Linked DNA regions of Mus musculus: region 2 is linked to region 1. The links are chromatin loops, found by intact Hi-C in ENCODE. Cell type or tissue: left cerebral cortex. All regions are shown on one strand.

The links. Hi-C counts contacts between places; a loop is a spot of excess contacts. Peaks named below come from ENCODE experiments on the same cell type or tissue, not always from the same donor. Only the 100,000 strongest peaks of a DNase experiment are listed, where the experiment ranks them.
Region 2: it touches region 1 in a loop (1.9-fold over the local background); 2 of 42 quality-filtered maps call a loop at or near these places.

Annotation. Positions count from the first base shown.
Region 1 is chr2:31,346,407-31,351,406 of GRCm38, forward strand. Hmcn2 (hemicentin 2) reads left to right here. Exons shown (of 98, transcript NM_001370902.1): 8 at 56-319; 9 at 3,572-3,716; 10 at 4,113-4,234. Among named protein-coding and RNA genes, the nearest start is that of Hmcn2, 35 kb to the left of the region's middle. In left cerebral cortex, no CTCF peak of the experiment used is centred here; a DNase peak (open chromatin) is centred at 2,167.
Region 2 is chr2:31,534,480-31,539,479 of GRCm38, forward strand. All of the region lies in intron 2 of Gm32952 (a long non-coding RNA gene), which reads right to left. Among named protein-coding and RNA genes, the nearest start is that of Gm32952, 15 kb to the right of the region's middle. In left cerebral cortex, no CTCF peak of the experiment used is centred here; a DNase peak (open chromatin) is centred at 2,838.

The DNA.
Region 1 (5,000 bases):
AATCCTGAAATGCAGCCCCAGAGCCTAGTAGTTCGTTTCCGCCTTTGCTTTGCAGGCGTACCCATCTCCCTGGTGATCAACTCTACGGGCCTGCAGGCACCTGGCCACCTTGAGTCTGTGGAGCTCTCACACAGCTCGGGGAGGTCCCTTCTCACTCTGCCCACACAACTCCTCTCCAATGGGTCCACCCATCAGCTGTGGGCTGGGCCACCCTTCCACGTGCCGAAGGAACGCTTTTATCTCAAGGTGAAGGGCAAAGACCACGAGGGGAATCCCCTCCTTCGTGTCTCTGGAGTTTCCTACAGTGCAGTGGCCCCAGGTGAGTGTCTTCCTGGAAGCCTTCCCTGGCTAGATTAGTTTGGGGAAACTTCCATGAATAGCTGGTCCCTGTTAGGTGTTATGATAAATCCTGACATGCTTCAGACATGACCTTCAATTTGAAGATGTAGAACACAGCCATTCATCTATCTACCCTCTCATCTGCCTGCCCATCTGCACACCAGGTTGCCCATCCATCCACCACACACACACACACACACACACACACACACACACACACACACACAGCAATACTCCCACCTCCTTCCCATCTCCCACCCACCCATCCATGTATCAAGGTACCCATCTATATAATCATCCACAGTTCACTCATCCATATGTTTATATCTGGTTTTCTGTCCATTCATCCATCCACCTACTCATCCATCTAACTATCCACATGTATTTATCCAAGCATCCATCTATCCATCCAGTTTGCTACATAGAGCCAACAAGCTCACCATCTATCCATTGATTTACCTACCCATTATCCAACTCCTTATCTATTCATCACTTCATCCATCTACCCATCATTTTGCCCTTTCACTCTCTCACCCATCTCTTCATCCATCCATCCATCATCCATCTCTCCATCTCTCCATCCATTCATCTATCCATCTCTCCATCAATTTCTCCATCCATCTCTCCAACAATTTCTCCATCCATCCATCCATCCATCCATCCATCCATTCATTCATCCATCCATCTCTCTATTCATCCATCACTCATTCATAATTTTGAGGTTTACTAAGCTAAGCCCAAGCCATAGTGCATGGAAGCGTTGACCCAGCACTTGCCAATGCTGGCCCATTGCCCACTTTCATCAGTTCTGTGTGGTAGACAGAGGAGCAACCCCTCACTGAACACCGTGACAGTAAAGTTCTGGGAATCATGACAAGGAGATAAGTTCACCCACCTACTGGAGGGCTCCAGAATCCGGTGTGCACATAGCTGCAAGGGATGCCTGAGACCACACTCGGAGGCTGCTGATGCTTCATGTCCCCATACTGACTCCCACCATGTGACTTGCTCTGGTTTCTGTGCCCCAAAGCCAGGAAGCTCCTAGGGAAGGGTAGAATTTTAGGCTTCCCACCTCCACTTCTGCTCCTGGCAGGTGCAGCTGGGCTCATGGGTCACCTGACCACATTGTAGGCTCTGTGGCCCACCCTGTGCCCACTGTCCTCCTTAAGTACCTGAGGAGCCCACAGAAGAAAGTCTCATAGGCGTTCCACACTTTTTGGTGGGGCAGTTACTCTATCCCTTTCCAATAAGGGTGTGTGAAAGGCGGGAGGGAGGGCTGGCTTTGAGGCTACCCACAGTGCCCACACAAGAACACTCTTTGAAGACATTCCCCCTCTCCTTTCTCCCTCCCCCATCTCTCCTTCCTCTTTTCTGTTTCATCCTGCCTCCTGGTCCCTGGGCATCTTGACCGCTATACCATGCTGCTGTCCCTGAACCTTTCTGTCATGCCTTTACAGCCTGAGGAGAAGCTTTCTAGAGAGAGTTCATCACTGGAGACCTGTCTCCTTCCATTCTGTCTTCTCAGATGGAACCAGGGACTTAGGATGCAGCTCTGGGCTTTGGTCTCTATTGACACTCCAATGGGGATAGGGAGGGATGGGCCAAGGTATTTTTTCCCTTCATTCCTTACTTTAAGAGCTGAGGGGGCTGGGATTTGCCTCAGAGCAGCTTGACTCTGGGGCTGAAGGTTTGTGGTGGGTCTGGTGTTCCTGGGCCTGTTCTGTCAGAAGAGGGGTAACCAAGCTGGCTAGTAGAGGCTCCAGATTGTGGGGGCGAGCAGCGTCTGCACACACTGCTGAGGACGTGGCTGGAAGTCTGACACCCCTCTCCCTGGGGATGTGGCAGGCAGCCCAGGGCATGATGTCACCTACCACTCTCCCAGCCCCCAGCCTGGGTTCTGAGGCACTTGGTGCATTGTCTCACCCCTTGAGCATCTTACTGGGCTTCTGTCCCCTCTGGCTGGGATGCAAAGAAGACAGCCTTATGGACTGAGTGCTTGCCAGCACCATGGGCTGCTGCTGACCCTGCCGGATACTTTCTCAGAGGTCTCTTGAAAACAACTCAAATGGAAAAAGGCTGTTGCTCCCAGGACAGGGGTCGGGTAAGGAGATGAGCAGTGTCAGACAGGAAGGTCACAAGCTGTGAGTTTCCTCGAAGTTTTTTGCTTTATCTCGAGAATGCTGTGAGTCTCACATTGGTAGTCATTTCCAGCCGTGCTTCCCCCACCCCCACTGGAAAGGGTTCCCTGCAGTGACCTGAGTGATCTGGGTCCCACTCTTGGATGAAGAAGAGCCCATTGCACAGCCCTCCCGCACAGTGGGCAGCATCTGGTCAGATCTCAGAGCTGCTCCCAGGCAGATGGGGCCTGGCCGGTGCAGGTCTGCCTTCTAACTGGCTTCCTCAGAAGCCTTGGGGAGGTTGTGGAATACTCTCTGCTGATGGTTGTCACCAGCTCCTAATCACACCACAGGCTCAGGGACATCACCAGCCCATCTATACAGCATCTTACTGATTACACCAAGGAGAGTCCTTCTTGAAGCTAATTAGTCTTATACGCTTTTAACCTTAGTTTGATAATTTAAAAATGCTTTCTTAGCATGTAATTATTAGTACTATGTATTTCGTTGTGACATTTCTGTCTCCTGCCCTCTACCCACTTCCACTGCTCACCCTCCAACTACTCCCCCTTTGGCTTAATGCCCTTTTTCAGGCAACCTGATAAGTTTCTTTGGCGTTGCTTACAAGAACACTAGTGAGCATGGACATTTTACCAATGTCAACACACCCAAGAAAATGTCTCCTCCTCATCCACTGTTAGCTGTTGGAAGTCCTCACAGATGAGTGGGACCTTGTGAACCCTTCTTTATTCTATGACAGGATGTTGACAGGCCCAGCCTGTGGCAGATCTTGTACACTTGAGTGCAATGGTCATGTTGTGCTGGAAGCCAGCATCACACACCATTTTCCCTGCTTCCTCTAGCTCTTGCATTCTTCCTACCCCTTCTCTGATGTCCCCTAAACTTTGGAGGGGTCACCCCTATTTTGCAGAAGTAAAAACTGAGGTTCAGAAAGGTAAGTGGTCTGTCTTGGGTGACCATTGAATGTGACCACACATTGCCTTAAGGCTGGCCTCTGGCTCGTGCTTCTTTCTAAGGGCCCCTGTGTGACGGAGGTACCATGGCCAGGTTTCGGCATGGTAGGGAAGAAGTCTAAACCCTGTGCTTGCCTTCAGGTGTGCCGCTGGTCAGCATGGCTCCTAAGATCCATGGTTACCTACAGCAGCCCCTGCTGGTGTCCTGCTCTGTGTATAGCACCCTCCCCTTCCAGCTACAGCTGCAGAGAGATGGAGAGAGGCTGGGCGAGGAGCGGTACTTTCAGTGAGTAGCTGTTGGGCAGCAATTGTCTTTGGCTCTAATGCCTCTCTCAAAGAGTGGGCAACAGGAGAGACTTGGGGTCAGTTTAATTGTCATCCTGATCATCCTGGTTGGAGATGGGGAGAGTGGGTATCCTGGTTATGAATGAGCCCAGTAGTGGGGGTCAGGAGTGGAGGGACCTCCTAGACCCTTCCCTTAGGGTGGGAGTCTAGAATTCAGAGAGGTCAAGGCATGGACTCAGCTCACATAGCATGCTGTGGGATTTGCCTGGTTCTTTTAACTGAGCCTCAGTGAGGAATTGGGGTTACCCTTGGTACAGGACTTGGGGGGGCTGAGGCCCCTGAAACTGGGAAACCCTGGCTGGGGTCAGAGTGACCACACTGTCTGCTGCTTTTGCAGAGAGTCGGGAAACAGCAGCTGGGAGATCCCGAGAGCCTCTAAGGCTGAGGAAGGCACGTACCAGTGCATAGCCGTCAGCAGAGCTGGGTCAGGACGAGCCAGCGCCCAGATTGTCATCACAGGTCGATCCCCTTCTCTCTGTGTGTGTCCGCTGTGTTCCTCCCCTCCCCTTGAAGGTTCTTTGAAGCCACTCTCTATCCTTAGAGCAGAGTACTAGCCTGCTGTCACCTGGGGACAGTCTCTCACTCAGAACATAGCTACACTGTTCAAATATTGGTCTCGTGCCGGATGTCCTTGTAGGGTTACTATAACCCTGCCACGATGCCACCCCCGAGCTCTAGATGACGGGAGATGCCACAGGCAGTCTCAGAGTGAGATTAGATGTAGTCTTTAAAATTAAAGACCCAAATAGTCTTGTGGGGAAGAAAAGAAATTCAATGTAGTGACCTCGCATCCATTTATAAAACATTGCACAGACCCCTGGCAGAAAGATGGGAAAGCATAAAACAGGACATCAAAGCCACCCGCAATTCCATAAATGTAGCATGTAGATGGGCTCCTTCTGCTGTGGTCTGTGCATGTGTGTGCAGGGCCACTTTCCTGTCTGTGGTCTGTGCATGTGTGTGCAGGGCCACTTTCCTGTGAGCTTTCTTGCAGGGGCCAGAGTTTGGCAGCAGGTGTTCCCTCTGTTTTGTTTTTGACACAGGATCTCTCCTGGAACCTAGGAATGCTCTCTAATTTTAACTAGACTGAGGAGTGGAGGGGGCAGGCCCCAGGGATGCCCCCCCCATCTCCACCACCTAGAGCTGAGGTTACAGATGTGGGCTGCCACACCTGGATTTTATGTGAATGACTGGAATCTAACCCTGGATCCTAATGCTTGTACAT
Region 2 (5,000 bases), 190 kb after region 1:
TTATACTGGGCTTAAATATGTTGAGAATAAACTGCCCGAGGTCGGGTTCTTTAGAAGACCTGATCCAGGCTGATGGAGTCGTAATGAAGCAAGCTTTCGTTCCCACCTCCTCCAGGTTAGCATCTCTGCCTGACACCTGTAAGACCTTGTCACCAGCAAAATGGGATGGGGGAGTCGCTTCTTCTCACGCTAAGTACTACTGTGGTTGCACTGAGGAGAAATCAAGAAAGCTCTTTTCTTGGAGATGAAAGCCTTCTGCTTCAGAGGTCCTGACAGTGAAGTAAGGGGACTCTTTCTCTCCTACCTCACTTACACTGCACCCCCAGCTGCCACACATTACTGGTCTTGAGGCTTCTCCTGCACCTCTTCCACACTTCCCTAGGTCTTCCAGAGCTTCTGGTCATAACTTAGATTACAGGGACCTCCCTGGGCTCAGCCTTGGGGTGCCTTAGACTTCTCGCTCCCTCCGTCTGCCCATCAAAACCTCAGCCCTTTTTACAGGTCTATGTCCCCCAATTGTCCTGGTTAACTTGACACAACCTAGAGTCATCTGAGAGAGGTGCCTCAAGTGAGAAATTGCCTAAATAAGGTTGTCCTGTAGGCATATCTATGGGATATTGTCTTGATTTTTAATGTAGAAGGACCCAGTCCACTATGGGTGGCACCATCCCTAGGCAGATGGTCCTATAAGTAAGTATAAGGAAGCTAACTGAGTATAAGCCAGCCAGCAAGCAGCATCCCCCATGGTCCTGCTGTACTTCTTTGTCTGAGAAGTGAGTTTCTTGATCAGAGGAACTGCTGTGTGGAACAATAAGTAGGCCTGCCTTCAAATTTCTGCCTCGACTTCCCTCAGTGATGGACAGTGAGCTGTAAGACAACTGAACTCTTTTCTACTCTATGTTGTTTGGTGTTTTGTCACATCAACAGAAGTGTCCCTGCCCACTCCCACAGCATCTGCACCTACAGGAGCTTCCCCTTCAGCTCCCTCAGGAAATGTGCAGGCTTAGGTGTCATTGCTCTTGCAGAGGAGTAGGGTTCAACTCCCAGCACTTACATGGAGACTCACAACAGTCTATAAGTTCAGTTCCCTCCTCTGACCTCTGAGGACATAAGGCATGCACAGTGTATATACATACACACACACACACAAAACGTTCATACACGTAAAATAAACTTTAAAATTTTAAAGATTTTAATACAGTAAAATAAACATACATCATTAAAGAGAGGGGCTTTTAAAGTGGTTCATATTCCACCAGGGAAGATGGGAAATGAAAGCATCCAGAAAGATAACTCATTATATACCAAGGACAAGAGATGGGTGAATGAATGGGAAGAGGAAGAAGTGGAAGAGTAGATAAGATGGTGGGGTAGGTGGGTAGATAAGGGAATGGATGGATGGATGGATGGGTGGGTGGGTGGGTGGGTGGATGGATGAGTGGGTGGGTGGATGGGTGGGTGGGTGGGTGGATGGATGGATGGGTGGGTGGGTGGGTGGGATGGATGGATGGATGGATGGATGGATGGATGGATGGATAGATGGATGGGTGGGTGGGTGGATGGGTGGATAGGTGATGGATGGGTGGGTGGATGGATGGATGGATAGATAGATGAAAGGATGGATAGATGGATGGGTGGGTGGGTGGATGGATGATGGATGGATGGGTGGATGGATGGATGGATGGATGGGTAGATGCATGGGAAAATTATATGGATACATGAGTGGGTATGTATAGGAATCTGTATGGATGAATAGATGGGCTAATGGATCAAGGGGTGAGAGATACATGAGCTTTTTCTCTTTTACTTACAGAGCCCCACATCCAACCTTGACTTTTCTTTGAGACAGGATGACGTGAGCTCCCTATGTAGCCCAGGCTGACCTCCAAACTTGTGTCAATCCTTCTGCCTCTGCCTCCTGAGTGCTGGAACACAGGCATATGCCCCACACCCTCAAATGAAATTTCTTTCTAAAGAAGCAGACACAGAAGCCTGGAGAGAAGGAGAGGAGTCTGACAAGGAAGGCTGGGCAGATGGGAGGCTCACGGCAAAGCTGTTTTATGTCCCGTCCTGACCATCCACCTCACGTTGCACCTCCCCGCCGCTGTCTCCCTCCTCTGGGACACCTCTCCACGGGTGGCTACTTCATGATCACTCTTTTTGACAAATCTGCAGCAGGACCCCTGGAGATGGAAGGGCTGAGGAGACAGTGCTCTTTACCCAAGCCCAGGGTGGAGGACCCTCTGTCATTTCTCCCGGTGACTTTTGTCCTTGGATGTCTGTACCATTGGAGTGGTTTCGGTCTCTGGTAACTGGGCGGCCATTAGGAAGAGGCAGGCGCATTACCCTCTCACCACACAATGGTCGGCTAATTCAGGCATTCTATTTTACCTGAAGACTTTCATCTGGAGCTGGAGCCTCCTGTTGAAGCAGGGCTGGCCCCATCTGTTGGACAGTTTTCTCCAGTCTCTCTGGCCATTATGCCTCCACTCTAGACTGGATGGTGTGTGTGTGTGTGTGTGTGTGTGTGTGTGTGTGTGTGTGTGTGTGTGTGTGCAAGCCATCAAGAGCAAGCGAGCACGTGTCTAGCAGCCTGCACTCTCTCCCTCTTGTGCCTTTATCCTCCTCCAGGGCCAAACAGAACTTATTTAAAACAGTGATGTCAGCCATGTACAGAGCGATAAAGCCTAATGCACTCACGCTGTTTTGTCTGCTGGCCTCTCCTACCGCCCCATTTCCCACTCAGAGAGCCACTCCAAACACATCAGCAGCAACTCCACAAAACAGCCACTTGTTGGCTAATTGTGCTCAGCAGCTGCTTGGAGCTGGGGACAGAGTGGATTGGGAGGAGCCTGGGAGTGCTTCCAGCCCTGAGTACTTCTGGAAGGAGCCTTCTGTCCTAGCCACAGCCCAGCTCACAGGAAGAAGCCACTCCCAGCTGAGCCACTGACCACCAAGAACAGGCTTTCAGAGGGAGAAGCATCTGTGCTCACCAGAGAGAGGCAGGGACAAGCGCTGGCCTACAGGACACTGGGAAGTCACTGCCCCATGCCCAGTTGCCCTAGTTTCCACCTCTGCCTCATGAGGCTGCAAGGGTCTCCTCCATCTCTCAGAGGCTGTCTGGTACCCATGAGGTTCAGGCAGACTAGGTACAAATCCTGGTTCTACAGCAACTGCCCTTGGAACTTGGAAACTCCGAGCCTCAGTGTCGGTTTCTTCCTCTCTAGAGTTCTGTTGGCAAATGCACCTAATGGAGGGTATTGTGAGAATTCACCAAGGTATGGTCTGTAGGTATCTGACCTCTCGCCCTGCCTTAGGGAACTCGGGATGAAGAAGGATTGCTTGGGTCTAAGGCAGGATGCCTTGATTCCATTTTGCAGATTAGAGCAGGTTAAACACAGGTCTGAAAGATAAGAACCTCACTAGCCCAGGATAGATGGAGAAAAAACAGACATGAAAGGTCCTGAGGGAAGGCCAGTTAGAAGACCAAGGAAGCAAAAGCAGTGGGGCAAACGCAGATGGGAGACTCTAGATGTGCTAAAGGCCCTGTCAGAAGGCTCCTGCAGGCAGAGGTCATAACCTTAGCTTTATCCTGAGGCCAATAGAGACCCACAAAAAGACCAAGACCAACGAGATATCTTACGAGATTTCTTTGTCAAATACCCCTCCTGGCTAGACATGGCAGTGTCTACCTGGGATCTTAGCGTTTGAGGAGGCACCAGCAAATATTTCAAGAGTTGAAGGTCATCTTAAGTTTAAGGCTAGTATGGGTACGTAAGACCCCATGTCACTCATCATCGGCATCGTTGTCATCAGCAGTGGTAACGACCCATCTTGGTCTCCAGGGAAAAAAGCTGAGGTAGGGTTGGGTGGAAATCAGAAGCAGGAGCCCAGAGAGATGGCTCAATAGGTAAAAGCACTTGCCGCCAATCATGACAACTTAGTTCCAGACTTGGGACCAACACAGTAGAAGGGGAAACCAACCCCAAGTTGCCCTCTGACATTTACAGATGCGCCATGGTGCAAATCCATGGTCAAATGCCAACACACCTATGTGCATACTAAATAAATAAGTAAAGTGCAGGGGTGGGGTTATTTTGTTTTGGGGGGGTTGGGTTTTGGGGGGGTTTTTGGTTTGTTTGTTTTTTTTTTTTTTTAGGCAGAAGCAGATAACTCAGACTTCAGACTTCAGTAGTTCAAGGCAGTGGCTGTCCCTTCCTTGAGTGGACAGGGACCCCACTGGCATAACTCAGCTTGGAGAAGTAGGAGTTAAATGCTACAGCCGCTAGAAATCAGAGGATTACAGGTTTGCTGGTGGCTTGTCCCTTCTGTCACACTGGAGCCCACGCACCCTGCTATCTCTGGGCTCAACTGTCACTACTGCGTACTGTCTCAGGACTCCATTAGAGTAGCCCTGGTGACTGCTCACAGCTGTCAAGCCAGCAGTCCTCACCCCTGCAACTGCACTTGCCACCAGTCAGTGCCTCAGAGGACAAGCTGCCCTTCCGTCAGAGGTGGCACAGCTGTGGACATGGTCAAATGCTGACTCTTGTGGGTTCAGGAGTCTGAGTTATATGGGTGTGAAACCCACTCTGCCACTTCTCACATCCAGATGTCAGATACCAGGCAAGAAAACCCCAGAGGCTCGATGGATAAAGAGCTTGCTGAGCAACCATGATAGCCTGAGCCCGGATCCCTAGCATGCAAGCATTAGCACCTGGCAGGCTGTGGCAGCCTGTCCCAGAACCAGCACATAGGAGGCTAATGCAGGGACACGATGTGGGTAGCCTAGAATAGGCAAATTGGTGAGCCCTGAGTTTAAGAGAAAGCCTGACTCATTACCGGGTAGAGAACAATTGAGAAAGATATAAGTCATCAACTTATGGTCTCCACACACAAACACATACACACACACAGACAGACAGACCATCCAGAGAAAAAGACAGACAAGTATACATACACACATCACACAGAAAGACAGACACGCATATGCATACCAC